Regions from separate parts of the Homo sapiens genome. Here region 1 is linked to region 2. The links are chromatin loops, found by intact Hi-C in ENCODE. Cell type or tissue: natural killer cell. All regions are shown on one strand. Each heading gives the region's core, and the rest is flanking DNA. Links, peaks and the distances in the headings are about the cores only.

Region 1 (15,890 bases), core at 4,078-12,077, 220 kb after region 2:
GCCCAGTCCCTTTCCATTACTTCTTCCTTCAGTTCTCTTGGAAAATGAAAAGAAACATGGAATGTAAGTAGTTGTAGCTTCGGTGACCCCTGTGTTCCTCCACATTCTTTTTTTTTTTTCTCAATTTTTTTGTAGAAGCAGGGTCTTGCTATGTTGTCCAGGCTGGTCTCAAACTCCTAGACACAAGCGATCCTCTCACCTCAGCCCCACAAAGTGCTGGGATTGCAAGCGTGAGCCACCACGTTCAATCTCCACATTTTTTGCATATAAAAATTGAGGTTACCCATATGGTAATCCTGTAGGTATTTAGTATCCTAGGAATTGTTAAGAAAAGGTAAGCAATATACCTACCTTTAGTCTACATATAGCCCATAAGGTTTGTAACATCGTATTTTTTAAAAATCGTGCTTCCTAATGGGTAACACTGAATGTATTAAAGTGTCATTTCTCCTTATTTCGATATATTTAAAGATAAATCTTATCCTAGTTAAAATTGTGAAATATTTTAAAACTTTCTTTTCCTTTGTCATTTCCATATACCAGGCATATTAGTATTTCTTTTTATTTTATTCATTAGTAAGCCATAGTCCCTGCCCTGGAGGGAGGTGCCCATGGTCCCCTGAGGGCAATAGAGGTATAAATAGATCCTTGCCAGTTATTCCTCTTGTTTGCCCCATGCCTCTTAGTCTGTAGTTTAAACAAATTTATACTGACCCTAAAAATGAATGTGATTTTTTCTTTTTAAAAATATATTTTGAGGCAGGTACAGTGGTTCAACCCTGCAATTCTAGTGACTCAGGAGGCTTAGGTTGGAGGGTCACTTGAAGCCAGGAGTTCCAGACCAGCCTGGGCAACACAGTGAGACTCCGCCTTTAAAAAGAAGTAGGAAACTTAGCTGGGCATGATAGTGTGTGCCTGCAGTGCTGCCTACCAGAGAGGCCGAGGTGGGTGTCTCACTTCAGTGCAGAGACTGCAGTGAACCCTGATCTTGCACTCCAACCTGGGCGACAGAGGAAGACCCTGACTCTTAAAAAATTAAATAAGATATAAATTTTGGGCAAAGGTCGGAGCTGGTGGAGAAAGGACACCTTTAACTTTATGGTCTTTTCTTTTATCCATTATAGCAGTTTTCCAGACCACTGTCATTTTCTTTCTTTTACTGTCTAATGCTTTTTTTTTTTTTTTTAAATCTCTGCAGATTAATTTCTCTTCTGTTTTACAAACTAAATAGAATTTTCTATAATTACTAATTTCTTTCCATGCCTCTCCAGATGAAGCAAAGCAAAGCATAAAATCAGAAATACAGCAACAACTGTTATCTGTCAAGTCTTCCATCTGGGTTTTGATACTATCATGATTTTTGTGGGATATTGCCTCCATTATTTCATCTGTCATATCTTGAACCTTTTCCTCCTTTCTTGGTATATCAGTCAGGATTTTTCATTATAAACAAACTTTAAGAAGTTAAAAGTGAAATAGACATTAAAGATTGAGAATCTTAGGTGTGAAGGTTGTGCAGTCAGGAAAATGCCAAAATCAGAATGTCAAACTATTTTAGTGGAGGCACTGTTGCTGCTGCCATTGGGCACAGGTATCACTGCTGATAACATCAATATTGGGCATATGACACCACAACTAATACCTCTGCAACGTCTGAAAGCTGGATATCTCCTTACTCCTTTGATAGATTACCTCATTGAACCTTCTTTGAGTAGTGAGTTTTTGATAAACTGTCTCCCTGCTCCTGCCTGGGAGGAATTCTCTCACCTGGAGGGATGGGAAAGTGAATTGTGTCCTCTGTTTACCTTGCTAGCTTTTTTTTTTTATCTCCGTATCCTTATGTCTGTTCTCATATTACACTTTAGTAGTACAAAACTTTTGTGACAGTCACCAAATTCATTTTTCTGCTGCCTCAGCTTTGCAATTGTGTTTTGACCCAGGGCTTCTGTTTACTGTGCAGCTCTAGGGAGCATCTTTGGAATTGTACTGTCATTGGCCCAGGCCTGACTTGCCTTTCTTACTGTCTTTTTTCCTAATTTTCCTTCAAAACTCAAGTTAACCTTTTCTTCTGAGACAGCTTTTCTTATCTCTCAAGATCTACTTGCTTTGCACTGTATTGTTTATTTGATTTAGTATTTTACCACTTCTATTTGAGGTTCTTTGTGCAGAAACTATCCTACTTTTCTTGTATTCCTACACATAACGCAGTTCCTAATATATAGCCATTGTTTACTAAGTATTTTAATTAAATCCAGCCATTTATAGGTTTTCTTTTCTGTAATAGAATTTTATTGAAGTTATGACATGAATGTAAATCAGATTTCATTTTGGGAGCTTTTAGAAACAGCATCAACAATGGAGCTACTTTTAAGTTGATAACAAGTAAAAAAAAAAGTGTCTTTCTTGCAGCTCAGATTTCTTGTAGGTTATTAAATTATAATAACATTTAAAAACTCATTTCAGTTGATAGTATGGTAGTATATAGGGTAAATGCTAATGAATTAATTGGTGTGTTTGAGGTGGGATGAAATACAGGTGGTTGAAAACTTAACCACCTATAAAACTTAATTATACTTGGACAGGTATAATTAAAGAATCCTGAAGAAGGATTTCAGTCTTTCCTGGACTCTGTTACAAATAGCTTTTCACTTTTCATTCTGAAGCATTAATACCCATTTAATGGGTAGGTACTAGTGTTAATACTTGGATGTGATTATGATAACATGGAACTTTTTGTAGCCACATTATTAATAATATATAATTTCATAATTAGCCTCAGGGATGGTGAAAGTAAATTTGGTTTTTCAGAAACCTTGCCTTTTTGATGACATTTATCACTATTCTACAATACAGTGAAATTTTTCCTGTTTAAACAATCCACGGCCGGGCACAGTGGCTCATGCCTGTGATCCCAGAACTTTAGCTGACTGTGGCAGGAAGATCGCTTGAGCGTAGGAGTTTGAGACTAGCCTGGACAACATAGGGAGACCCCCATCTCTACAAAAAAATAAAAAATTAGCTAGGTGTGGTGATGCACACCTATAGTCCCAGCTACTCAGAAGGCTGAGGCAGGAGGATTGCTGGAGCCCAGGAGGGTGGAGCTGTGATCTGTGATCATGTCACTGTACTCTAGCCTGAGTGACCAAGTGAGACCCTGTCTCAGACAAAAAACAAAAAACAATTCACGTATTATTGAGGAGAGTAGTGAAGGGCAAGAGGCAAATGTACGGCTGGGTGTGGTGGCTCATGCCTGTAATCCCAGCACTTTGGGAGGCCAAGGTGGGCGGATCATGAGGTCAGGAGATCGAGACCATCCTGGCTAACACAGTGAAACCCCATCTCTACTAAAAATACAAAAAATTAGCCGCGTGTGGTGATGGGCTCACGTAGTCCCAGCTACTCAGGAGGCTGAAGCAGGAGAATGGTGTGAACCCAGGAGGCGGAGCTTGCAGTGAGCCGAGATCCACCACTGCACTCCAGCCTGGGCGACAGAGCGAGACTCCGTCTCAAAAAAAAAAAGCAAATGTACTATCTCATTATAGTACAGTGATTAAGAACACAGAATTCTTGCTCCCCCTATCTCACTATCTCACCTAGACTGGAGTGCAGTGGCGTGATCACAGCTGACTGCATCCTTGAACTCCGGGGCTCAAACTGATTCTCTCGCCTCAGCCTCCCTAGTGGGTAGGACTGTGCACCACAACACCTAGCAAATTTTTTGTAGAGATGGGACCTTACTTTGTTGACCACACTGGTCTGGAACTCCTGGACTCAAGCAGTCCTCCTCTCTTGGCCTGAGCCACTGCACCCTGCCAGGAATTTTTTAAATATCAGCTATGTTTAAGACATTGAGCAGGAGCTTGGTGATGAGGAGTTACACACAACAGTGTATCATACAATAGACCACCATGGTACGTAGAGATAAGTTTTTATGGCTCCATGGTACTTAGAGATAAATTTTTATTTTTGACCTAGGTGGGAAAGGATTTAGTAATGAGGTGTGGCATTTGATTGGACAAGGAAGGGCAGAAGTGATATGGGAACCTGGGTATTTAAGGCTCAGAAAACAAAACTAAGTGGGGCACAAAGTTTAAGGAATATATGTTGAACAATTATGAGATTGAATGTCTGGAGTATGCGAAGAATAGAGGGGAAATGGTTGGAAATGTTTAATGCACGTTATAAGGGCCTTGAATTTTAAGTAAGTGAATTTGGAATTTTTCTGTCTTTATTGGGAAGCCCTTGAACGTTGTTTTATGGAGAAATAGTGATGGAAAAGCATTATTTCAGAAAAAAATCTAGTAATAAATGAGCTGTTTTAACTATCCAGGTAAAAGGAAAATATTGTCCTGACTTACAATAGTGACAGCTAAATTGATAGCAGAGGGTAGATGGAAAGAGAAGTAAAATTAGTTTTAACTGAGACAAAATATAGGAGACTCTGGGAAACTTCTGGTAATTTTGACCGTTCCTTTCACTAAATACACTAGAAGAGGCTAGGTGAAATACTGAAACATGTTTGAAAAGTAAGATTATCAAATAATTAGTAAGATAGGAAATAGAGGTTCAAGGTTGAGAGTTTGGGAATCAAGGGAAATTTAGAGAAACAAGCTTCCAGTCCTTGTTGCTCTAGCAGTGTATGTTGATCCAGAAGAGGTAGCTAAGAGACTTAGCTGTGAGTTTTGTTTGCCCTTTGTTAGTAGAGGGGGAAGTTGGAATATTAGGTCTACTAAGAGCGAAAATTGAATACACTAGCTCCTTAAAGACTGAAGATGATCTTCATGTCTTTTGGGTAGTCCAGAAAACCTTAAACCTTGAACTTGGGTTAAGATAGCCCCCGTATATAACAGAAACAAACGTAAATCTTCTCTAGGGAAATAACATTATTTAAGACCTTAAACTATTTTCTCAAATTATTTTTCTAATTAAAACATAACAACCTGGAACTTAAGATACTGGAATTGTCAGACCTAGACCAAAATGAGTATGCTATCACCAGGGAGCTGTCATTCAGATTTGGAAAAAAATCAGAATTTTTATAACTAAACAAAATAAGCAAAATTAACTTTGTGACATAGTTTAACAGCAGACTGGACAAAGCTGAAGAGAGTTTAGTGTATTTGAAAATCAAACAATGATCCAGAATTAAGTATATCCATTAAAAGATGGAAAATACAGAAGAGATTAAGAAATACAGAGGATATAATGAGAAGGTCTCATTGAGTTTTAGAAAGAGAGGAGAGAATGTGGCAGAGGCAGTATTTTAAGATAAAAATGACTGAGAATTTTGCAGATTGGTAAAAGACCCAAATGTCATAGATTGAAGAAACATAACAGTTCCCATGTGTGATAGCTACTTGTTTCACTGATCCTAAGATACACAGTTTTTCACATTTTAACATCTGAAATCTGGATGCATCTTTCAATTATTGACACCTTACAGTCCAAAAAGATTGAAATTTTGACTCGTGAAAAATTTTCCATGTCAACTTCTGTTAAGATCATGAAATTTCAGCACGAAAGCATTTTAGATTTTATGAAATATGGTAAAAAGAAATCCACATTTTTATTTATTTATTTATTTATTTATTTATTGAAACACAGTTTCATTCTGTTGTCCAGGCTGGAGTGCAGTGGCACAGTCTCAGCTCAGTGCAGCTTGCACCTCCCGGGTTCAAGGCATTCTAGGGCCTCAGCTTTCTGAGTACCTGGAATTACAGGCACGAGCCACTAGGCCTGGTTAACTTTAGTATTTTTAGTAGAGATGGGGTTTCGCCACGTTGGCCAGGCTGGTCTCGAACTCCTGACCTCAGGTGATGTGCCTGCCTCAGCCTCCCAAAGTGCTGGTATTATAGGGGTGAGCCACTGGGCCTGACCAGAAATCCACATTTAAAAACATCTTAGTAAAACTACAAAATCAGCAAAAATAAAAAATCTAAATCAATGAGATACAAGAAAGGCTGCTTTCAAAAGAGTGAAAGTATAGGTATAATAATATTCTAGAGCACAGCTCAACAGCAACAGTGAAAGTGATAGTAAGATGATACCTCAGTCTTTTGAAAGAAAATAAACCTTACCTAGAATACTATGTTCATGGAAAATATATTCATAAACAGTATGTTTTAATTAATATAAATGGTTTTATGTTGTACCTAGCTTTTGTATCTTTTTAAAGCCAACCAACATTTTGTTCTGCCAGTGTTGATTGAAGTTTCAAATACTCATAATTGTTATTTAAGCAACTATTTGTCTGTTAAAGGGAAAAATCTTGCAGAATGTTGTACTTTGGAATTTATAACCTTAAATGCATAATGAGCTAAGCATTCATCTTAAAAGTCTCAAGTAATAAGCTTAGAGGTCTCAAGTTAGGAAAAGAACAACAAAATAAATATAGGGAAAATACAAGGAAAGAAATAAAGAACAGAATATAATAAAATAGAAAACATGCAGTAGAAGGGATCAAGAAGCCGTAAGATTTTTTTTTTTTTTTAAGACTGATAACGTTGACACTTTGATGAGGTTAGGAAAAAGAGAGATCCTAAATAACCAGTATTAGGAATGAAAACAGAGTATCACTAGGATCTTGTGGATGGTTTAAAAAAAAACTCTTAAAATTATGGACAACTATTCAAACTTGATAGACGAAATGGGTAGATTCCTAGAAATAGGCAATTTCCCAAAACTGACATAAGAAATAGTAAACCTGTATCCTTATTAAGTATAAAGAAATGAAATCCATAATTTAAAATGTTCTTATAAAGAAAAGTTGAAATTCAAATGGTTATACTGGAAAGTTCTACCATAACATTTAATATGACAGTAACTTCAACCTTATTCTAAAGAACAGAAAAATAGGATCTTCTGCCTTCATAAAGATATCATAACCTTTATACCAAAACCCAAGGAAAGATGATACACCAGTTTGTCTTATGTACATAGATACAAAAAAACCATACATACACACACGCACGCACACAAAACAAAAACTGGAACAACAGAAACACCTCAGAATATTAGCAAATTGAATTCAGCAATACATATATAAAAAGGAGGGTAACCCAGCATGGCCACCTGAGGTGAATCCTGGGAATGCTAGGTTGGTTTAACCTGAAACAATTCAGCATGATTGGTCACTTGAACAAATTGATGAGAAAAACATTTCAGAGATGCCAAGGAGCCTTTGCTTCATGATTTTAAAAAGAAGCTATTAGCAATCTAGAACTTTGTTAACCTTATAAATCTTACAGAAACATTTGTAGGAGATATCATAGTTTATCCACTGAAATGTTAAAAAAGATTTCCCTTTTAGATGGGAGTTCAAGATGTGGATATCGTATCTCCAGTTCAATTCAGCATTATACTAGAAATGATTCTAGCCAGTAGAACATCAAAAAATGAAAACAAAATACAGTGTTGTAAGAGAAATGCCTGTGTTTTTGGGGGTTTTCTTTTTTTTGAGATGGGGTCTTGCTCTGTCTCCCAGGCTGGGGTGCAGTGGTGAGATCATGGCTCACTGCAGCCCCCTACCTGCCAGGTTCAAGCAATTCTCCTGTCTCAGCCTCCCAAGTAGCTGGGACTACAGGACCATGCCCCCAAGCACAGCTGATTTTTGTATTTTTAGTAGAGATGGGGTTTCACCATGTTGGCCAGGCTGGTCTTGAACTCCTGAGCTCAAGGAATCCACCTGTCTTCAGAAGTGCTGGGATTATAGGCGTGAGCCCGTGGGCCCGGCCCCTGGCTGTTAATATTCACTGACAATGTGATTGTGTATTCACAAACAATGTGATTGTACATGTGGAAAAATCAGAATCTGGAGGTAAATTGTTAGAATAAATGTCTTTAGAAAGAAATATGAAAAATTTCTTTTTTCTTTGACCCAATAATTCCGCTCTCAGGTATATATCCAATAGAAAGAAATACGTGCACATCTACATTGAAAGTCATATATAAAACTGGTGGTGGCTCATGCCTGTGGACTCAGCAACATGGGAGAATCGCTTGAGGCCAGGAGTTACAGATCAGCTTGGGCAACATAGTGAGACCCCGTATTTACAGAAAATTAAACAATTAGCTATGCATGGTGGCATCTGCTTGTAGTCCCAGCTACTCAGGAGGCTGAGGTGGGAGGATTGCTGGAGCCTAGGAGGTCAAGGCTGCTGTGAGCCATTTTTATGCCACTGCACTACAACCTGGGCGACAGAGTGAGACCCTGTCTCAAAAAAAGAAAAAGTCATATATAAGCATGTTCCTAGCAGTATTTATTCATACTTCAACCTATAAACAACCCAGATGTTTATCACTATTACACTAGATAGATAATTATGGTATATTGACATAGTAACTATTCAGCAGTGCAAAATAAATGAGCAAAAGCTACAAGCCACAGCATAGATAAATCTTAAAAACATAGTGAAAAGAAAAGGACCCCAAGTAATACCTATCTACTATATGGTTCTACTTACATAAAATATAAAAACAGTTGAAACTAAGTTTATATTGTTTAAGGATGTGTGTTTAGGTGGTGTAGCTATTTAAAAAGGGCAGTGATTAAAACAGTTGAAACTAAGTTTACATTGTTTAAGGATGCATATTTAGGTGTAATTATTAAAAAAAAAAACAGGGTAGTGATCATACGTTTAGGGGGGCTTGTAGAGTACTAGCAGTCTTCTGTTTCTTGTCCTGGGTGGTATTTATATACTGGTGTTTGTTTTATAACAGTTTGTAAGCTGCATGTTTATGTACTTCTCTAGGATTGTGTTATTGCAAAATAAAAATCATTTTAAAACACATATACACAGACATAGGAAAAGGATCAGTCTTAAAGGGAAGGTCCATCTTTTTTCCTGGACATGTAGGATTAATAGTTCCTTTGTACCTACAAGTAAACTTACATTTTGCCAAGACAGCTTTTCTCACTGCTCTCCTAGGCTCTAGTATATTAAATCTATCCTAAATTTAACTTAGATTGTGTTAACTTACTTGAGCAACCTCTGCTACCCTTGTGGTTTCTGCCACATCAAAGCCATACTCCCCGGATTTGGGGTTTGAAAACCTTGTGTACATTCACTCCATTCTGTATGTCTTTGCTTATAACTGTATATTCCTTGGGATGCCCTCTGCTATTCAGGCCTCAATCTTAAGAGCTGTAGCTTTGTACAGAATCAGAGCGTATCAAGAATACTTCATTCTGGGGTTGTGCTCATAGCCATCACGTACAATTCTGTGCATCACAAATCGATGCCTCCTATGTCTTCTTATTGTCTGTATTCTTTTTTTTTTTGAGACGGAGTCTCGCTGTCGCCCAGGCTGGAGTGCAGTGGCGCAATCTCGGCTCACTGCAGGCTCCGCCCCCTGGGGTTCATGCCATTCTCCTGCCTCAGCCTCCCGAGTAGCTGGGACTACAGGCGCCCGCCACCTCGCCCGGCTAATTTTTTGTATTTTTAGTAGAGACGGGGTTTCACCGTGTTAGCCAGGATGGTCTCGAACTCCTGACCTCGTGATCCACCCGCCTCGGCCTCCCAAAGTGCTGGGATTACAGGCGTGAGCCACCGCGCCCGGCCTTATTGTCTGTATTCTTACCACATTTACCAACTTGTTTCAACATCTTGAAGTTAGTTTTCTGTACTTCTCTAGGATTCTTCTCCCATTCTTGCATGCTAAGTAGCATGTCATACTACAAACAGGTATTCATCTCTTTCCTTCCAAACAATTGACATTACAACTAACTAGCATAATTCCTACATATAGTTGCTGAATAGGTGAGGGAACTGTGTTAAATGGAACTTAATTATATTACTACCTTGTGTTTTGATGGATAATTTGTTTTAACATAGCTGAATTTTAAACATACTTGTTTGATTCATAGGCTTTCAACTTTTACAGCCTGAGGACTTGCATTAGATATATTGAAAAATCGTTATCAAAACAATAAAAAGACAATTTCTTTTTATATACTTGAAGAAACGATATTTCTCTTCAGTTGGAATGAGATCCACTGTTGCATGAATCACAAGTAGTAGTGTGTTTTATTTTCTAGATAAAAATGTATAGCAGGAGCAAAAGACCATTAAGCAGAGGGTGTAGATTTCCTTTAATGCACGTATTTGGAAAGAGGTGGACAAAAAAAGCCACTGTCTTGGTTTTCTTTGAAGTAAAAATAGTTTTTTAAAAATAATGGTTCTTGTCGTTTTGGGGACTGTAGTCTCTTTTGAAAAAGTAATACAATCTTGAACCTTCTCCTGGGAGTGCGGGGGTGGGGCGGGGGCAGAGAACATTTGTAAATAAGTTATAACATTTGGATTCTGCCCAATTGTTGAAATGCCAGGGACCTCCAATTACAAATTTATGTGTTTGATGATCTTGGTAAAACTGAAATAGTCATAAGCCAGAAGTCGTAGACAACCACCAGTAAAGATGACACATGTGTTTGTAGTGTGGCTGGAACACCCTGTGAAAACCAGCATCTGTGTCTTCTAAAGCCTGTATTGTACAGATGTTCTCCATTCTGTGTTAGAAAAAGAATAGTCATTAACTTCTTTTGTAAATGTCCTCCATACTTTTATTTTTATCTTTTAAATTTTATTTCTAATAGAGATAGGGTCTTGCTATATTGTTCAGGCTGGTTCCGAACTCTGGGCTTGAGCGATCCTCCCAGCTTGTCCTCCCACAGTGCTGGGATACAGGCTCACTAGCTACTGCACATAGCCTTTTTTTTCTTTTGAAATTTTATTTACCTGCATAGTTTTACATCTACCTTTAAAACTCATGAGAAACAATAAAATTTTATTATGTAAAAAAGCTTTTTGATTAGCAAAATTTTTTATCGTAAAAGCTGAATGGGGGGGATGTAAGAGGTCAATTTACTGTTCACTTGGCTTTTGGGTATTTAGGTTTTTCTGTAGTAAATGGGTATTGGATCCCTTTGGAAGATGGCATAGTTTATTGTAATTCTGTTATGGTTTTGCGAATTCGAGCCTAGAAAGAGTTATCTTAACATCTGTTTCACTGTGGTTAGTTCCTTAATCCACCTGCCTTCATCCTGGCTCAGAACTAAAAAGGTTAAAGTATGCAGTAAGATTTTTGTGCTGCCACTTGGAAGTAGTATTAATTAGTAGCTGCTCTATCAAGCATTCTTTTGCTTAGCAGTAAGCAAACTTAGGAGATTTTATTACAATGCTGTTTTTTTAGGTTTTATTTTATTATAATGCCTTTTTAAAAAAAATTAGGCTAATAAGAAAAATCTTATGGCCTCAAAAAGTATTCTACTTTTTCTGAAAAATATATGAGCAGTATGTATATTTAGCTATAAAAACTACATAGAATACCCATTTTTTTTTAGAGATTAGCTTAAGAAACCTAAGTCTTTTATAGCAAGCTGTTACAGATTTGTGTGAGTTCTCATTTTTGTTGTTGTTGTTGTTGTTGTTGTTGTTTGTAACATGAGGGCTAAAAGCTTTCCTTAGGATAAAAAGGTTTTCTATCCTTAACTCCTTTAGATGGTTTTTGTTCTTTGGAATTCTGAACTTACCTAGTAGAGGTATGTAGTTATGCCAGTCATCTTACATTCTTTTGAAAGAATAACTTTAAAAACCACAAAGGATGCAGTAATATCTTTTAATTTGTTTGAAAACTTACATTCTGCCTCAGGAACCCTTTTTTAAATTTAATTTTTTATCAAAGTAACACAATCATGATTTTTTAAAAGTCCAATAGTTTCCCAAGAGTTATAAATGAAAAATAGTGCTCCAAACCCTCAGTTCCAATCCCATTCCCCAGAAGAGAAAGAACTATTTATTTTAGTATTTTTTATGACTTATTATTCCGTATTGCTGTTTTAAGACAGTCATCTTCATACCTCATGTTACTTTTGCTTTTTATAAATGTGACGGCAGTTCTTATTCATTCGTATGATTTAAATGAATTTAAGATATTCCTTTGCTCCTTTGACATTTTCCCTTAAATGTACATTTTCTAAAAGTAGAAAAAAATTACATCATTAACAGGTTAATGTGGCTGGGGGGAGTTGAAATGGCAGTTCTTGGAAGGGTTTTGGCACCCTGGATTTTTGTTCTTTGTCAGAACTATAAGGTATAGAATAATTGTGACTTTTGTAGTATTTTGAAATTGCAATCCGATACCCATAAACTGCCATATGTGAGTGTTAAAACAGAAATGTTTTGGTCATTTAGAAGTAAACGTTATGTGTATATACATTTTCATACATGGATACATATAACCTATAATGTGTTTTTTAATACATTTTCATATGTGTGCTTATTTTTACTCCCTCTCAGGCTTATAGCAATAGCTAGTTGACTTGCAAATGTATAATGGAAGCATTAAAAGACTGGATAGGAGGATTGAGCTCTGATAGTTTAAGAATAAGCATAGAGGCTGGGCGTGGTAGCTCACACCTGTAATCCCAGCACTTTGGGAGGCTGAGGTGGGCAGATCACTTGAGCCCAGGAGTTTGAGACCAGCCTGGCCAACATGGCGAAACCCCATCTCTACTAAAATCACAAAAAAATTAGCCAGGAGTGGTGGCACACATCCGTAATCCGCTACTCCAGAGGCTGAGGCACAAGAAATGTTTGAACCCGGGAGGTGGAAGTTGCAGTGAGCTGAGATGAAGCCAGCCTGGGTGACAGAGAGAGACTTTGTCTCCCTCTCCCCCGCAAATAAATAAGTAAATAAAGGAATACAGCGTACAAAAGCCTACTTTATATCTTTAAATTGGTTTTACATTTTGCTTTTCTGATTCTATTGTGAGAATTAGTACTTCTCCAATAGTTGTTGGTCTTTATGAAGTATGAAGACTTAGTAGCTTTGAAGATAAAATTAAATATTCGAATGGCAGTGATGCCACAGTCACTCAGGATTCAAGAAGAAGCATTAGCCAGTGGTGATCCCTACCAGCCCCGTTTCCTCTCTCCTCAACCAGACATAAGAGCTCTTAGGCTGTAACTTTCCTGCCTTGAAATTTAATTCATATTATTTGGTATGTTTCTCTATAGCAGGCAAGTAAAATGAAAAATTAAGATTCAAATATTCTGGAAAGTTGTCTGAGTACCAGGTTGCTCAGCTGTATTTCTGTAAATATACTCAATGTGCAGAAATAATCCTGGAGAGAAGAGAATTTACAATCTACTGAGAAACTGCTTAAATCCAATATTTTTTAAATTGACAGATTATTGTCTATATGAAAATCTTAATGTAGAGAAATATAGGCCATAGGAATGGGTGTTAACCTGCTTGTGCCCTTTCTTCACTAAGGAAAGGCTGAAGGAGAAACCATACTGCTGCTTGTTTTTTTACTTTGATCAATATGATTTCCTGAAAAGGATAGGCAGGGTTACAGGGAAGGAGAGAAGCACAGTCCTAGGATAAGCTTTGCAGCTCTTTCAAGTCAATGAAGCAGAGAGAAGTATTTGGTTAACTCATTAAAGATGCCTCAACTACAGTGCTTTACATTGAGTCAGTTCCTTTTTATTTTGGTCTGATTTTCAGAAGCAATGATTTACATAGAAGCCAGCAAACTGAAGGAACTTCCAGATAGTGCCCAGGTAAACAGTGTGGATAGTTAAGAATCCAGCCTATTCTTCTATGCCTGGACTACTATCCAGGCACAGTAGTCTTAAATAAAACAATCATAATTAGAAGAAATCAGCTTTGTCTTAGGAAATTAAACATAAGACTCTTGAGATGAGGGATCAGAGGTAAACTGATAAAACAACAGAAGGTGAAAAGGGAACTGACAGAACAGAAAAAAAAAAGAAAGGATAAATAATGATTTTGTAGAACTTCAAACCATGTTGATAGCAGAAAGAAATAGAGCAGGCATTACAGAAAATAGGTCTGGAAGACAGGAAAAGGACAAAGAAGTAAGTAGCAACTGGTAAACATGGAGGACAAATTAAGAGACTGGATGCAAACCAAACATATTCTTAACAACTAAAGGATCTTGAGGTAATTAATATCCAAATGACATTTCAAAAGAGAAAGTTAAGTGCTTAGAATAAAGCCTAGTGGAACTGCTAAAGTTCAAGAATAAAGAAAGAAGAAAATGAGAAAATTATTTTGGCCAGACTTCCTCAGTAACAACAGGTAACAAGAAAATAGAACACTATCTCTATATGAATATTGAGGAGGGAAGGGATTTTGGCCAAAGTGAGCAGTTGAACACATTTAAACATTAGAATTATGTCTAAGTAGTTGGAGGTGATCAAGTTTATGAGACAAAAAACAGTTATCATTCTTGAAAGAAAGGCTACATGATATAAAAACAATGGGCCGGGCACGGTGGCTCATGCCTATAATCCCAGCACTTTGGGAGGCTGAGGCGGGCAGATTACAAGGTCAGGAGTTCGAGACCAGCCTAAACAATATGGTGAAACTCTGTCTCCACTAAAAATACAAAAATTAGCTGGGCGTGGTGGCAGGCGCCTGTAGTCCCAGGTACTTGGGAGGCTGAGGCAGGAGAATCGGTTGAACCTGGGAGGCGGAGGTTGCAGTGAGCCGAGATTGCACCATTGTACTCCAGCCTGGGTGACAAGAGCGAGACTTTGTCTCAAAAAAAAAAAAAAAAAAAAAAAATTAGTGAAAAAATTATATAAAACTGTAATCAACTGGGAAGAGCTTTAGGAAGTTCTGACCAAAACCAAAGGGATGATCAATGTATTATTTAAGTTTTATAAATTAAGAAATGTATTTAAGTATTAATTACATAGGCCACTCCTAGTAAAACTAAATTAGATTTTAGTAATTTCCAAATAAACATTGTGGAGTCAGGGGTGAATGGACCATATAATAAATACAGATCAGAACAAATACATGAAACTTTGGTAAAAGAAAAAGATTTCTGGGCCTACTACCCCCAAGAATATGAGTGGATTTTTAGCTTCCCACTCATATTTCATTTAAAATACTTAGCAGTATTTGAAAGTTCCTTTGGTGGCTTCTAGAATGGATCAAAAAGCTATAAACTCCAAGCCACATGTAGTGGTGTGCACGTATAGTCCCACCTATACTCAAGAAGGTGAGGCGAGAGGATCTCTTGAGGCCAAGAGTTCAAGGCTGTATGCTATTATTGCATATGTGAAAAACTGCTGTGCACCAGCCTGGGCAACATAGTGAGACCCTAACTCATTTTTTTTAAAAAAGGTATTAACTCCAATATACGCTATTTTTAAAAATGCTGCAAACTCCAGTACATGCTATCTAAAGCACAGGAATTCAGATTGATAGTAAAAGTGTTGATGTGATCGGACCCAACACCAGGCTGTGGGGGCGACAAAGTCCAGCGGAGTCAAAGGAATGAGAAAAGACAAGAGACAAAGTGGGACCAGGGGGCCAACGCTAGTATGGAGGCTGCGAAGGCCTGGAGCTCTGGGAGCCCACGCTATTTATTGGTGATCAAACAAAGAAACAGGTGGTGAGGATGTGGGGGTTAAAAGGAAGCGGTGTATCAAGCGAATGAGCTACAGCTGTGAGGGTTTAGCATTTTCTTTGAAACATATGGCTAGTTGAGATAATGGGAGTGCTAGAAGTAAGGAGCCAGCAGTCTAGCAGGCATGCAAGCCCTGCCTCAGCTTCTCTCCCGACACTCAGCTTTTCTCCCAACAAAAAGAACTTGAAATACCTGAGAATAAAGTTACTGGAAGATGTGCAGGATCCACATAGTGAAAAAAAGTTATAAAACTATTGAGAGACTGAATAGGAATTGGAATTAAGTAAATTAAAAGATACTTTGTTCTTGGCTAGGAAGACAATATTATAGAGTCAATTCTTTCAGTCAGTTTACTCTTGATATAATTGTAGTAAAAGTTCCAAGAGGATTTGAAAAAAAAATTAATGATTGTACTTAACTTGAAAAAACAAATATGGAAGAACAG
Region 2 (15,890 bases), core at 4,692-12,691:
CTCGGCTCACTACAACCTCCGCCTCCCAGGTTTAAGCGATTCTCCTGCCTCAGCCTCCCTGCCTCAGCCTCCGAGTAGCTGGGATTACAGGCATCCACTACCACACCCGGCTAATTTATCTATTTGTAGTAGAGACGAGGTTTCACCATGTTGCCCAGGCTGGTCTCGAACTCTTGGCCTCAAATGATCCACCCACCTCAGCCTCCCAAAGTGCTGGGATTATAGGTATGAGCCACCGTGCTCAGCCCACCTCCTGTTCTTAAGGAGCTCTGTTTTTTCTCTACCAGGAAACAGTGTAGCTATCAGAGCTTTCCATGGTCCTCAGCATAGAGGACTTACTATGGCCCATAAAGTCTGTCGTACCAGCCTTATCTTTTACCATGAGCAGCTAGGCAATTACAATGAAGGAATGGCCTCAATCCGAAACGGACTGTGTTTTCTGATATCAGAAGGATATGGAGAAGGAGAATAACCCCCACCTGATTCTTAAAAACAACAACAACAACGAAACCCTGAAAGTTCCATGTGGCAAAACAGGAATGATCTCTCTCCAAGGGTAAGTGGCAAGAACCCCCTTTCTCTATCACTGGCATCTGTTTAGGCCCTTCTTGCCTCTTCTGGGCCTGGGCTCCCCAGAACCCCAGCCCTGCTCAGTCTGAGCAGGGAAGGCTGAGCTATTTCTGGGGCTCAGCAACTCTGAGCCCCACCTGTCCCCTTGACCCAGGGAGGCTCTCATACTAAATGGGTAGGACAGACTCCAGGTGTGGGCCCACCCTCCCTTACACGGGTTGCAGCCTGAGGTTGGTCAGACAGGGAAGTTACCTCCTCGGCCCTCACTGGCAGCTGGCTTCACTTGGATCGGACGATTCATCTGAAAGACATCGGACCAACACACCCATTCAGCGTGACTGCCTGGTCCTGGAGCCCCCAGCTTCTCGAACCCTGGACTCCTCAGGATCTGAGCCCTAGCCCCTTTGAACTCTGCACTCTACCACTTCCAAACTGGGATTACAGATTTTCTCCAAGATTCCTTCCTTAAACCCAGGAATTTAGAAGGTGCTGAAACTGGCAGGGATGGGTGACAGGAACTTAGTGGCAAGCACAAGGTGGAATGAAGCGGCTAAAGAGACTTTTCTGCCTGGGGCTCTGGGCAGGGGCTATGTGAGGCCTGTCCCTTTGGCTTCTGGACTTACTTAAAGGCTTTGCATGAGAGGATTGGGAAGGAGGGTAGAATTGATACTGCAGATTTGTGTTTTATGTCTAAAATGGAGAATATCACGCTATGTGTCATTTAGATGAGAGTCTGGGAATCAGACTCAGTGCTATCTGCCCTCAACTCTAGTCATTTAATGGTTGTATGACTTTAAGTAAGCCACCTTTTCTCAGATTCAATTTTTCTTTTTCTCCTGTGTAGCTGAAATTACAGGCACGTGCCACCAGGCCCGGCTGATTTTTGTATTTTTAGTAGAGACAGGGTTTCTCCATGTTGGCTAAGTTATTCTTGAACTCCTGACCTCAAATGATTCACCCGCCTCAGCCTCCCAAAGTGCTGGGATTACAGGCGTGAGCCACTGCGCCCGGCCAGATTCAATTTTTCAAATGAGGAAAACATTTCCCAAGCTGCTGTATCACTAGAGTCTCCACGCTCACCTGCTCCATCCCCTCCCTAGGGTCCCCTTCCCTGAGGATGCTGGAGTTTTCCAAGGTGCCGTTCTCAGCCCTTTTTGTCTGGCTCTTCCTACTTTTCTTGGATAGTCTCATCCACACTCAGCCTCAGCTCCTCTCCACACAGGGATGACTTAGAGCTCTGTGTCTCCAGCCTGCATTCTCCTCTGAGCTTCAGAGCCATGTTACCAGCTGCCTGCTGGACATCCCCACTAGAAAGTCCCACGGGCGCCTTCACTCAACACACCCAAACGAGAGCTCATTTGTTTTTTTTTTTTTTTGCCCCAACCTGATCCTCCCAGTCACCCAAGCTATAAGCCTGGAAAGCAGCTTGACTTCTCCTTCCATCCCTTCCCCGCTCCCACCAACTTCATCTTTTAATTCAGGGGTTCCTGAGGAAGTGTAGATAAAAATCACCCAGGAACCAGATGAGGCTCTTAAGTTGGGGTATTGCATAATTTGAAAACGCTCCTAGGTGATTTCAATATATCGCCCCCACATCCCCATCCCCCAACCACCCTGAGTGAATTCATGATTGAATCCCCATCTCACCTTCCTCTCATGGGTGTTGTGGGGATCACATGAGGTAATGGGGACGCAAAAGGTCTTTGTAAACTGCCAAGAGCTGGGTGCGTGGGAGGTGAGGAATTATTGTTGGGGGGCAGGCAGCTGAGTGCCAGGAGGGAAAAACAGCGGCCTTCCCGTTCATGGAGGAAGGGGTACTGATGCCCATCTGGCCTGAGAAGGTGATGATCTGACCCCCTCCCCTCAGGAAATGCTCTGCTTCTGCACCAATCAGGGGCCACTCCATCCCTTACCAATTTGCTCGTTGCCGAGACAACAGGCAGCTTCCTGTTACCATAGCCACAAGTGCTACCCAGTAACCATGGTAACGCCCTGGCAGTCACAGTTGAGCAATTTCCTTTGGATCAAATTTGGGGGTGGGAGGGGCAGGGAGGGCTTACTAAAAAAAAAAAAAAAAAAGGAAAAGAGAACAGGCCAAGTCTGAACCAGCGCAACTCCCCTCCCACCCAGGGCTCTGACACACCCACCCGCTGGTGGTGGAGCACCTGCAGTGTACCAGGCTGTGGGTGGGGGCGGAGACACCAACAGGACTCAGGTTGCAGTCTAGAGGGGATGACAGATCAATCCAAGCAGATCAGGGCGAGCTTGACAGGTCTGGACTGGCCTGGACCAGGGACCAGGAGGACAGGACCCGTCCCTGGGCATGGCCACCTGTGATTGTGGAGGAAAGACCAAGAGACAGAGCCATGGAGAGCAGAGACACAGGGAGAGATGAAGAAACACTGGCAGACAGAAATGATGTGAGAGAAAGACAGTTCTAGAAAGGGGCAAGGAAAGAGAGTTACTGGTGGAGAGGGGAAGGAAATGAGGAGAGGAAGGGTAAGGAAGCGGGTGCAGGAGAGGCAGGGAGGAGCCTGGTAGGGAAGAAGGCCAAAAGAGTAGAAGCCTGGGGTGGGGGGCAGTGAGGGTGAGCAAGACCATCATTATTTTATTAGTTCTTAAATAGATCCTGAGAATTTCTCTCTGGAGCCTAGAGTGACGAGCACACGTGACAGCAGCAGTTTCCATGGCAGCTGCCTCCCTGGCTGGGTTTCCTGGGAGATGGTGCTCTGGGGGACGCCACCTTCTCTCCTCCCACCCACTTCCCCACCCTTCAACAGAGAGTGGGCATCGGGTGGTACATACATGTTCCCCCCTGGACCTGACCTAGGCCTCCCACCACCCAGGCATGCTGCCAGCATTTCCTGAACTCTGTGATGAGCCCCAGGCAGCCTTTCGTGGGAGACAGTGATGATCTGTATGGGGATCCTCTCTTCATAGGCTCGCAGAGGGGAAGATAATGTTACCATTTCCTGAGAGCCCACTCTGTGCCAGGCCCTTCCTGGGACACTTTACATACATTGTCTCTAAATCCTTCCAACCACTCTTCAAGGGAATACAAGTGTCCCCATATCATAGATGAGAAAGCTGAGGCTGAGGGAGGTGAAATCACTTGTCTAAGATCCCATGGTGGGTAAGTGGTTGAGCTGGGATTTACCCCCAGATCTGTCTGAGGCTGAAGCCCATGATTTTTGCACTGGAGTGCTGCTCAAATCCATTCTTAAGGCATGAACACAAATAGTGAGGCACAGAGGGACCAGGGCCTCGGGGGAGTGCAAGGTCAAGAGCTGTGGAAGAGGCAGACTCCAGCTGAAGAGGTTGACTGAGGAAAGCTGCATAGAAGAGGCAATGTTTGACCTGAGCCTTGCAGGACTGGGGTCATTGGCCATGTAGAGATAATAGGAGAGGTAGGAGTGGTGGCTGAGCACGCTGAATGGCTAGGGTACGGACAGGGAGCTGCAATGGCTAGGGTACGGACAGGGAGCTGCAAGCCTGAAGGAGCAAAGTTTCTAGTGAGCACTTGGCATGGGAGTAGCCATGGTAGAGCAAATTGCTTCCTAGCAGATAGATGTGGATTTCAATCCTGGCTCTACCACTTGCTTCTCTAAGGTCTCTGAGCCTCAATATCCACACTAGTGAAGAGGGAATCATGATCTTAACTTGCAGCGTTGTGATGAAAATGACAACTGCTAGATCTTAGTAGATACCTCAGATATAAAAAGTTATTGTTTTTTTTTGTTTGTTTGTTTTTTGAGTCAGAGTTTTGCTCTTGTTGCCCAGGCTGGAGTGCAATGGCGTAATCTCGCCTCACCGAAACCTCTGCCTCCCAATTCAAGCAAGTCTCCTGCCTCAGCCTCCCGAGTAGCTGGGATTACAGGCATGCGCCACCATGCCCGGCTAATTTTGTATTTTTAGTAAAGACGGGGTTTCTCCATGTTGGTCAGGTTGGTCTTGAACTCCCGACCTCAGGTGATCTGCCTGCCTCGGCCTCCCAAAGTGCTGGGATTACAGGTGTGAGCCACCGCACCTGGCCGGTTTTTGTTGTTGTTATTGTTGTTAAGGATATGAAACTGAAAGGTAGGCAAGGGCCAGATTAGGGAAGGCTGTGAAAACCGCATCAAGGAATTTTGACTTTTGACTTTGTTGTATTTCAAAGGCAATGAGGATCCAGGGGAGGGAAGGATTTTTAAATGTTTTTTTTTAAACATTTTTATTTATTTATTTATTTTGGAGACTGAGTCTCACTCTATCACCCAGGTTGGAGTGCAGTGGCGCGATCTCAGCTCACTGCAATCTCCGCCTCCCAGGTTCAAGCAATTCTCCTGCCTCTGCCTCCTGAGTAGCTGGGATTACAGACACCCACCACCATGCCCAGCTAATTTTTGTATTTTTAGTAGAGACGGTTTCACCATGTTGGCCAGACTGGTCTCAAACTCCTGACCTGTGGTCTTACTCTGCTACCCAGGCTGGAGTACAGTGGCGCCATCATAGCTCACTGCAAACTCCAAATCTTGGGCTAAGCGATTATTCTACTTCAGCCTCTCAAATAGCTAGGAATACAGGTACATGCCACCATGCCCAGCTAATTTTTAAATTTTTTGTAGAGACTGGGTCTCACTATGTTGCCCAGGATGGTCTCAAACTTCTGGGCTCAAGCGATCCTTGGACTTCATCCTTTCAAAGTGCTGGGATTACAGGTGTGAGCCGCTATGCCCAGACAGGAAAGGGTTTTAAGTAGAGGAATCATCTAGTCAGTTTTGTCTTATGAAGGATCCCATAAGCTGTCACTATGTGGAGAAAGGATTGGAAAAGGAGTGATTAGAGGCAAGAAGATCAGTGGCACAGGTGAGAGGTGAATGTGACCTGGATAGAAAGAAATGAACAGATTTAACAGATGTGTAGGAAGAATTAACTGGGCTATAGTTCTATTGGATATGTGGACCCGGGAAGAGGAGGGCATATTGGCTGAGCCTCAGGTTCATCGCTTGGGAGTTGGGGAAGGTGGGAGTTTGGGAGTTTGGGGGTACAAGGAAGTCCCCAGGGGAGGAACCCAAGAGAGTAAGAACAGAGTTGGGGAGAGCAGGGCTCTGAGCCTTCAGTCCCCACAGAGCAGTGGTGATGGAGGACACCTGGGATTTAGGCATGTTATGTGTGGCTGGAGGAGAAAGAGAGCTGCCCCCATGAGCTTCCTGGGCAACCTATTATATATATCTTGTTCCTGCCATGGGCAGAGGAGGGACATGGCAGTGGGATAATCAGGACGTAATCAGGAGTCCCCCTTGAGGAAAAGAGGACATTGCCTCCCAGGCCAAAAACTTGTCCTGGGACTTCAGGTGAGCTCTTGCCCTGGCTGAGCACCTGTTCCCTTAAGAATTTCCCAGGTGGAGTCCAGGCCCATGTCTGCTTCAGAGCCCAGCCCTGGAGGGGAATTCAAGGGATAGAATGTCAGAGAGAACAACCTATTCCAGGCAATGGAGTGGGAAAGGTCAGAGGCCGCACAGACACGCACAGGGCCCTGGACCTTCTGCCCCAGTGAGCAGAAGGGAGAGCAAAACCCTACCTAACTCTCTGCCCTGATTTGTCTAAAATTCCTCCCTTTGGGCTCAGCATTGCCCTTTTCAGATTCTTCTGCCCTGATGCCAACTATTCTTTTCACTGAGCACTCACACCCTCAGCACTCCCCATTCCATGGGAAGAGTTTATCAGAACCTTCTTGAGGAAGGGAACACTGGTAGGTCTGGGAAAGGTGTCAGGAGGTGCAGGGCAGAGTGGGACAGAAAAAAACCAAACTTTCTAATTTTTAGTACTTTGTTTTACCTCACCCCCCTCCTCTAATTCAACCCACTGTCAAGTCCCATTGGTTCTAGAATCTATATGGATATCCTAAACAGCTCTGAAATCTAACCTCTTATCTCCTTTCCTGGCCTATCTCCAGCTCTAGGCCAGCATCACCATTCATCCACACTCAAGCAACACTGCACTAAAGGGTCATCCAGCCTGCAGTGTTGCTTCCTTTCCAACCCAACCTTCTTCACACCATAGCCAGAGTAATCTTTTTTTTTTTTTTTTGAGACAGCGTCGACCTCCAGGGCTCAAGCAACCCTCCCACCTCAGCCTCCCAAGTAGCTGGGACTACAGGGGCACACCACCACACCTGGCTAATTTTTAAAAAACTTTTGTAGAGACGGGGTCTCACTATGTTGTCCAGGCTGGTCTCAAACTTCTGGGCTCAGCGATCCTCCAGTCTCAGCCTCCCAAAGTGCTGGGATTACAGGCATGAGCCACTATGTCTGGCCCAGAGTAATCTTTTGAACCTAGTCTCTTACTCTTCTCTGCTTAAAATCCACCTCTGTTCCCCCATTGCAAGCCTCCTGTTAAAGCCCAAGATTCTAAGACTAGCTGTCAAAACTTGTGAGTCTTTCTTCCACTGCTGCCCAACATGCACGATTCTCTCTACTCATGTGGAGCCTTAGCTATCTTTGCTAGACACCTTCCCTGCCAGTGTTCACACTGTCCCCAAATTTTCTTGTCTTTTAGGTTTCTAGATCCTCAAATATGATAAAATATGATCATGATTCAGCTCAGATAACATCTCTGCAAAGCATCTACTCCCTCCCCATTTCTTTTTATTCTTTTCTTTATTCCTTTATTTATTTATTTATTTTTATTTTGTATTTTTGTATTTTTAGTAGAGACGGGGTTTCACCATGTTGGCCAGGCTGGTCTCAAACTCCTGACCTCAAGTGATCCGCCCGCCTCAGCCTCCCAAAGCGCTGGGATTACAAGTGTGAACCACCGCACCCGGCCTTTTCCTTTACGGTTTGACTCTGGGACTCCCTCCCCAATTCTGGTCTCTCTTTTACTTGCCCAGATGTATGCCTGAGTGAGATGCAATGAGGCTCACCTTTTTTCTTTTTTTTTTTTTTTGAGACAGAGTCTCGCTCTGTCACCCAGGCTGGAGTGCAGCGATGCGATCTTGGCTCACTGCAAGCTCCGCCTCCCAGGTTCACGCCTTTCTCCTGCCTCAGCCTCCCGAGTAGCTGGGACTACAGGCGCTCGCCATCACGCCCTGCTAATTTTTTGTATTTTTAGTAGAGACGGGGTTTCACTGTGTTAGCCAGGATGGTCTCAATCTCCTGACCTCGTGATCCGCCCGCCTCAGCCTCCCAAAGTGCTGGGATTACAGGCGTGAGCCACTGCACCCGGCCAATGAGACTCATTTTTAAGAAGCATCTTGAGGGCAAAGACTCAGACTCATTCATGAAGTGGTTGCTAGCACATACAGTGCCTTTCTGTAAATTATAAAAAGGCACTCCCCAACCCTGGGATGAATGAGAAAAAATGTGCCCTTTCCTCTGGGCTGACAAAGCCTTGAAATAATGTGCATGACTTAGTCAATAGAGCATGGCTGGATTTTTGCCCCCATCTGCCCTCTCTACCCAAGCTGTTTTGTGCAGGGCACAACTTGCAAAAGCAAATGTACTCCCCTACTCAGTAACATCTGCCTTCTTCACAGCGTTTGAAGGGATGGCTTCCCAAAGAAAGGGAAGTCAGGAACAGGGAGATAAACAAATAGGGAGGCACCTTATGCATCTCGTAAGTGGGGCTGAGGCTAGGCCTCACCCTCTTCAGGTGGATTCTGGAGCATAAAGTGAGGCTAAAAGAAGGAATTCTGGCTTCATCAGGAAGAGGCTGCAGGAGGTGGGAGCCAGGTGGGACAGACCAACCAAGGTTTGAAGGAGTTCTCGAATAGGGAGGCAAGCTTTCATAGGGGACAGAAATTGGCAGGGGACAAATGGAGAGGAGCCAAGCAAAAGAAGGTCTTAGTCAATCAGAATCCATGAAATTCTTGGCCAGGAGTGGTGGCTCACGCCTGTAATCCTAGCACTTTGAGAGGCTGAAGCGGGCAGATCACTTGAAGTCAGGAGTTCAAAACCAGCCTGACCAACATGGTGAAACCCTGTCTCTACTAAAAATACAAAAAAATTAGCTTGGCGCGGTGATGGGTGCCTGTAATCCCAGCTACTTGGGAGGCTGAGGCAGGAGAATCACTTGAACCCTGGAGGTGGAGGTTGCAGTGAGCTGAGATGGCACCACTGCACTCCAGCCTGGGTGACAGAATGAGGCTGTGTCTCAAAAAAACACAAAAAACAAAAAACAAACCATGAAATTCCCCCTAGGGTTTCAGACTTTTCTCTCTGGGGGCTGACCTAGCCTTTTCTGGTCCCATGGTGACAGTCCTGCCTGATGCCAGCAGGAATTCAGATTAAAGTCTTGTCCCTGCTTCTCCAGCAGGTGGCAGCTGTGCTCAGGACCCAATGGCAGCAGAGAGCTGGGCACTCCTCCTCCATGCTGGTGGGCCTAAGGCCAGGCGACTAAAGTTGCTGCTGTCCCTGGCAGGCCCAGAGGAAAGATTGATGGCACAGGCATTGCTGGGGCTGGCCAACACAGCCATTGATTTTCATTTAGGAGAATAATTAAATATTAATTTTCACTTTGTTAAGCTGGAGAGGGTGAATAAAGCCAATCCTGACAGTATCAGAGGAAGCCAGGCCATGTTGGAGACCTGCAGATGAAACAGTGAGAGGGGGAAGATGTCCCCAGTCACCATTCTCTCTAGAACCTAAGACCCCTGTCTGCTACCTGGTTGTCTCAGGTCACAGTACAGTGGTTAAGTGAATGAGTTCTAGGGCCAGATTAGCTGGGCCCAAAGTCCAGATCTTCCCATTATTAACTATATGACCTTGGGCAAGTCACTTGATTCTTATGACTTAGTTTTCTCACCTGTAAAATGGGAATGCCAATAACAATACCTTATTTAGGCCTGGTGCGGTGGCTCATGCCTGTAATCCCAGCATTTTGGGAAGCCAAGGTGGGTGGATCACTTGAGGCCAGAAGTTCAAGACTAGCCTGGCCAACATGGTGAAACCTCATCTCTACTAAAATTACAAAAATTAGTTGGGCAGAGCCCTGTGTCTTGTGGAGGAGAGATTTTTTTCCTCCCAAAGTTTATCTTAATTTTTTTGGGGGGGACCTCCCATTTCCTTTCAGGGTAAAGCCTGGCATTCAAAGTTTCATCTTCAACTGCTGCCCTCTGTAGATCTTCCCTCCAGCTTCCCTCCATGCTCACGTGGGCCTCCCCCACAGTGCCAGCCGCATTTCACACCCACCTGTTCCTTCTGTGTCTGCACCTTTACCATGCTGTTTCCCACATGGAATGTTACAGCTTGTCTCATTGACTCTCAGTTCTAGAAGCAGAAGTCATTTGCTCCCATGATTAGATGAATGATGAGTTCTACTCCTACTCCTACTAATGCTGCTGTTACTATTACTGTTACTATCACTACTACCACCAGCTAACTCATATCGAGTGCTTATTTTCTGCCAAGAACAGCATTGAGTACTTTAGTTCACTTAATGACTTAGCTCATTTAACCACGACAACAACCCTATGAGTTTAACTTTACAGGTGAGGAAACTTAGGCTTAGCAGTAAAGACTTGCCCAAAGTCACAAAGCTAGTGAGTGGTGGGCCTGGATCCACACCCAGGTCTCTCTGACTCAGGAGCTTGCATACAGAGGACCAGTGATGGTGACAAATTGGTGTTACTTGGCACTTAGTCCCCAAAAGTGAGGCTAAAGGTGCTTCAGTTACTGTGCTTGGTTCTAGGAGCTGTCACCCCATTAACAGCTTGATTAGCTCTTGGCGAAGCTTGCTCCATTGCTTGGTAGCTCCAATTCAGAGAAGTGACTTCTTTATACTGAGCTGAAATCAGTGCCTATTTCTTATTATATTAACTGATCCGAATCTTGCCTTCTGGGATCACTCATAGAAAACCAAACCCCTCTTCTAGAATCTGAAGGTAGTTACCCCAACCCCAACAGTAGTACTTATTGAGATCTTACTCTGTGCCAGGCACTTGCTAAGCCTCAAGTAATCCTCACTACAGCCAAGCGAGCTAGGTGTTAGTATAACCCACTCCTCATATCTAAAGAGACTGAAGCTCAGGAGTCCAAGTAACGTGCCCAGAGACACAGAACTGATAAATGGCAGAGCTGGGATTCAAATCCAGGTCTGTGAGACTCAAAACCCAGTGTTTTTTTTTTTTTTTTTTTTTTTGAGACTGAGTCTCACTTTGTTGCCCAAGCTGGAGTGCAGTGGCATGATCTTGGCTCACTGCAACCTCTGCCTCCCAGGTTCAAGTGATTCTCTTGCCTCAGCCTTCCAAGTAGCTGGGACTACAGGCATCTGCCACCATGTCTAGCTAATTTTTGTATTTTTAGTAGAGACAGGGTTTCACCATGTTGGCCAGGCTGGTCTCGAACTCCTGACCTCAGGTGATCTGCCCGCCTTGTCCTCCCAAAGTGCTAGGATTACAGGCGTGAGCCACCGCACTCGGCCTCAAAAACCAGTATTTTTAATTATTAGCTTATGATGCCTCCCTATTAAAGTCCCTCTAAGCCCTATCTCCTCCAGTTAAATCATCCCAACTCTTCCAAACTATTATTCCAAATATATCTTGTGTCTTTACTTCATCCTCGTCTCTTTCTTGTAGACAAACGACTCTCTTAAATTTGAGAGGCCTAGAACTGGACATAGTCCCAAGTTTGGCCTGTGAATGGCATTTAAACAGTGCTCTGTTCTAGACACACCGCTTCTTGGACAAGAGAAAACAAGGCTGTATAGTATGACTTGCTCTTGGTAAACCCATGCTAGTTACTAACGATCACCCCTTTATTCTGCCATATGGTCAGTAGGTCCCACCTTGCCTTTTGTTGACTGATTATCCATTAGCCAAGACCAGACCAGGTACCATTGGTGCCTACAAGCCAAGCTGCCTGTAGAATCAGGTCTCCCCTAACTTTAGCCAAGTGTTTGCAGTGTGGAGGGAAGACAATCTTAGTGAGTCAAGGCACCAAAAATAACCATTACAGGAAAAGGACTAGAGAGAAGTTCCAGCAAGGACCTTAGGACTAGAGAAAATGGGCTACCAGTCCAGCAGAACCTCTACCCCATGTATCTGCATACATGCTCACACCAGTGACAAGAGACACCCAAAGCCATAATTTTACCAAGGTGAATAAATTCTAGCTTAGCCCTCAACACTGATGCCTCTCCTAAAAGATGGGTGGAACGCCTGGCCCAAGGATCTTGAGCCCCTTTTTTGAGCCAGAAGATTGGATGTAACAAAGAATTTGTTGCTGTTCAGGGTACAGGAAGCCCTCTCCTAGAAAGATGACTCTGCTTCTAGTTCTCGGTCCCAACCCAGCCCCCACATGCTGCTTTGGCATGCACACAGGGCACTGTCCCCAGCCTGAGGTGATTCCCACCCCCCAACCTGGAGGACTTACCCCTGGCAGGGTCTTCTGCTCGTGCAGTGCACTCTGGGCCTTGAGAGCAGAGTCCCGGGCGCAGTAGGTGAGGAAGGCACAGCCTGAGGAGGAAGAGGCTGGCTCAGGGGGTTTCCTGAAACCCCCAACTATTCTTCTTCGAAATACCCCACTAAGTTGACAAACTTAAGGCCACTCTCCTTTAAGCAAGGACTCTGCTTTCTGAGAAGCCCTCTCTGCCTCCCACCTCTGGAGGGAGGGGCTTCATGTGCCTGGGGACCAGTGTCCCAGGCTCTGGCTCCCTTTCATTTGCTCCTGGCATCCTGCCCAGAGAACATATGTGCCCACACCCAGTCACATGTGCATACAATCCCACATCTCCCCTCCCCACTCCAGTCACAAGTCCTGTTGGGGTTAAACCTCCCTAAGCAGCTTTATCATCATCTTTAACCCAGACTTCCCCTTCCTTTTTGGATTCAGACTCATGGAGTCTCCCAGGATCAGCCTCAATTCCTTCCCAACTCAGTTTCGGATGGGAGGAGGCAAAAGAGTAAAAGAAGGATTGGGAGCCAACCCCAGGAGCCCCCAGCTCTTGTCCATGTCTCCCTCCCCTAAGTTTGAAGCTGGGGAATGGATTGATTTGAGACTTAGAAGATGGGATTGGTTTAAGGGCTTCCCATAGGTGGGAGTTTCCAGGGACCCCCTAATCCTGTTCAAGGATCTTGATCTGTCAACCCTCCTAGGGCTTTGAGGTAGGGCCTCTTAAAGAGTTATTGTGCCTCAAATCTGGCTCCTCTAAAAGGGCCAGCATATATGGGTCAGCGAAGAGGTCTAGGTTGAGCCAAAGGGTCAAGTTTAGCCCTCTGTTTGTTCAGCCTCAGGACCTGTAGCCTGCTAGGAAGCACTGAAGCAGCACTCTCCTCCTTTCCAACAGCCACTGAGCACTCATTCATTCAGAAAATATTTATTGAACACTTACTTATTATGGTGGGGCATTTTGATGACCTTGGAGATAGAGTGGCAACAAGACACACATTCCCTGCCCTCATGGGGATTAGACAAATCATGAGGGACCCCTAAACAAGTCCAAAGGGTTGAGTAATGTCTCAAAGAAGGCACTGAGTCCTCGAGAACAAGAACACTGAGTCCTTAACAATCAGGTGATGAAAAGGACAGTGATTATTTCAGACAGAGGGAAAAGCATATATGAAGACTGAATCAAGAATTTGGTGTGTTGGGGAAATGGATAGGTTAGTGTGGCTGGAGGCTGGTGTATGGGGGCAGAGTGGCTAGTGAGATATGCAGGAATCAAGTCATATGTAGCCTTGTGGGCCTCAGTTGGATTTTGAACTTTTTCCTAAGAGCAATAGAGAGCCACTTTAAAGGGTTTTAAGCAGATCTGTGAGATGATAAGATCTGTTTTCAAAAGGAGCATTCTGAGTGTAGGAGGGAGAAGGACTGAAGGAGGAGAAAGTGGATATGGTGAGCCATTAGGAACTTGGGGCAGATTTCCACTTAGACCTCAGCAGATTAGAAAGGCAAATGGGAACATTTTTTTCTGGCCTCTTCTACAGGGCTGCCCCATTAAGATGGGTTTATTGCCGGACATTCATTGAGTTAAAGGGAACTTAGAGAACTGAGCAAAACTCTTATCACATCAACAGGGAAACTGAAGCCCAGAGAGTGGGTCAGTGGCAGGGCAGGATTTGGAATGTCTTAACTCCCAAGCTGGGGTTGTTTTCAAAGCACTGTGGCTGCCTGCCTCGGTACCCAGACATCAAAAGGAAAATGAGTCACTGTTTCTGGGGAGAGGATGAGGAAGATGTTGACTTGGAGACCCTCTACAATCATCTTGGAAGGCAACACTTGCCTTGGAGAGTTGTGATTTAGTTTGGAAATAAATCACCAAACACCTGATTCCACTTACATCCCTGCTCTGTGTTTTGCTACCAACCCATATCACCTGACGTCCAAACCGGGCAGGTTGCCTGTCTGAAAGGCTCAGGGGCCCAGTTGCTGCCTAAAGAAGCCCCATGTGGACTAGCCGGGATAGAGGGTGGAAGAATGAAGGGAAGAAAAGACAGAGAAGCATGGTTTGAGAGACAGATGAATGAAAATAACAGGCAGAATTAGAGCTAAATGAAAAGAGAGAGGATGAGGGAACAGTTCAGAGACTGATAGTGAGAAGAGTGAGATTTAAGGGTATTCTATACACTTCCCTTATTGTACGGATGGCCTACAAAGATTAGCTTTGTATGTACATCCTGAAATCAATGTCTAAAAATAAGAAAATGAGTTACTACAGAGGGATGGACAGACAGGCAGGTAGTGGGAGTGCATTAGAAGGACTCTAGATGGTGAGGTATTGTCCTTTCATACACCCATTAACACAATCCCAGCCCAAAGGGTGGAAGCTGTACTCCTAGCCAGATGGTCCTAGCTCTTCTATTGGCATTTTCTCGAAGTGCCTACATTAGTGTGCCAAGGAACCCTACGAGGCCTCCAAGTTGAAGAGGTGGCAGTCTGATTCCAGCTCTCAGTCCTTAGGAATGTACCTTTAGCTGTTACCCAAGGCCCACCACTCCTCTCTTAGGAAGATCATGGAGGATAGTTGGTGACTCTTTCCCAGCAAAAACTTGAAAGCACAGCATGGTGGTGGTGGTGGGGGAGGAGATAAGAGTGTTCCTTCTCAAATCATCTCCCCTTCTCCTGCCCATGTATGACATGTGACTCTGGCTCTCTTACTCCAGCCCTGCCTGGACAGACTTTTCTGCATGTAAACAAGCCTCCTCCCTCTCTCTACAGGAAGAAAGGGGTGTGGCCGAACAGGACCGTGTATCTCTCTAGAAAGGGCAGGGAGAAGATCTCCTTCTGTCTCTTCAGCCTGACTCACCCTGAGAATGGGCCTGGACTGGGACCAGCCTGTGAGGGGAGGGAAAGAAAGAGGCCATAAAGAGGACTGGGGAGGAGCAAAGAAGAGGCACAGGAGTGAGGGGATTAGAGAAGGAAAGAAGTGTGGATTTAGCTGAGAGAAATCCAAGAAGAAAGGGACACAGGGTGGCAGGAGTTCCCAGCTGAGGTCAGGGTTCTGAACTGAAATCAAAAGAGGTAGAGTGCATTGGGATTCTGGCGAAGGGCAGGAGAGATTGGGGCTGTTGTTGAACATGAGGGGGTGTCTGGAACTGAGAGCCTCCTGGGAATTGAATTGGATTTTGTGTTAGACAGGTCTGGGTTCTGAAGAAGGGGAGGGTTTGGGTCTGCGGTGTTTTAGGTTGGCAGTCTGAGAGTCAAAAGAAGGCTCTTGAGGGGGATGGCCGGACTAGGAGGCCAGAGGAGGGGTGCAAGTCCAAGATATGCATGTGGGTGGTTAGGCCTGAGTGAGGTGCCACCAGATGGAGGATTCAGGAGTGTTTGGGCTCAGGGTTTGGGAAATTGAGGGTATTCGAGATCTAGAAGGTGGAATAAGTTTTCAAATTCCAGAATTTTAGGTCTGATGGGAGAGGTGGTGGAAAGGTCCAATTGAAAGGCAGGGACTGCTGGGATGTGAGAGGTGGAGGCCAGGAATTTGGAGGTTAGAGTGGAGAACATGTTAGGGGACCACAGTGATAATCAGAGGGAGGATGTCAGAGAGAAAATTCTGTGATCTGGGAAGGGGGCTGGGCTGAGGTGGGGCTGATATTGGACTGGTGTTGGACTGGCTCTCGGCAGGGCTAGGGCTGGGGCTGGGCTGGGGTCGGGCCACACTCTAATCGGATTGGGGCTGGGCTGGGCTGGGCTGACCCCGCGCACCTTTGTGGAGGCCGGTGAGCCGGTCCTTCAGCACCGTCAGCTCGTAGATGCGGCCGAACTCCTCGAACAGCGGCTTGAGGTCCTGCTCGTCCAAGCCCCGCGGGATCTGCCCCACGAAGAGCTTGATGGCGTCGTGGTCCTTCATGGGTACGGCGGGACCGGGGTTTAGCCCGCTCATGCCGACGCCGCTGTCCGCGGTGC

The links. A loop is a pair of places that touch in the nucleus more often than their neighbours do. Peaks named below come from ENCODE experiments on the same cell type or tissue, not always from the same donor. Only the 100,000 strongest peaks of a DNase experiment are listed, where the experiment ranks them.
Region 1: a loop joins it to region 2, with 5 times the contacts of the local background. A loop is called at or near these places in 11 of 110 quality-filtered maps.

What each region holds. Positions count from the first base shown.
Region 1 is chr15:72,525,691-72,541,580 of GRCh38, forward strand. All of the region lies in intron 2 of ARIH1 (ariadne RBR E3 ubiquitin protein ligase 1), which reads left to right. Among named protein-coding and RNA genes, the nearest start is that of MIR630, 54 kb to the right of the region's middle. RefSeq lists silencers at 7,555-7,604, 15,314-15,514. In natural killer cell, for the core only: a CTCF peak has its summit at 7,510; DNase peaks (open chromatin) are centred at 7,521 and 9,031.
Region 2 is chr15:72,303,924-72,319,813 of GRCh38, forward strand. It overlaps CELF6 (CUGBP Elav-like family member 6), which reads right to left. Exons shown (of 13, transcript NM_052840.5): 1 at 15,690-15,890; 2 at 11,922-12,004; 3 at 823-871. Among named protein-coding and RNA genes, the nearest start is that of CELF6, 8.3 kb to the right of the region's middle. In natural killer cell, for the core only: CTCF peaks have their summits at 8,869 (motif pointing right) and 9,068; a DNase peak (open chromatin) is centred at 8,868.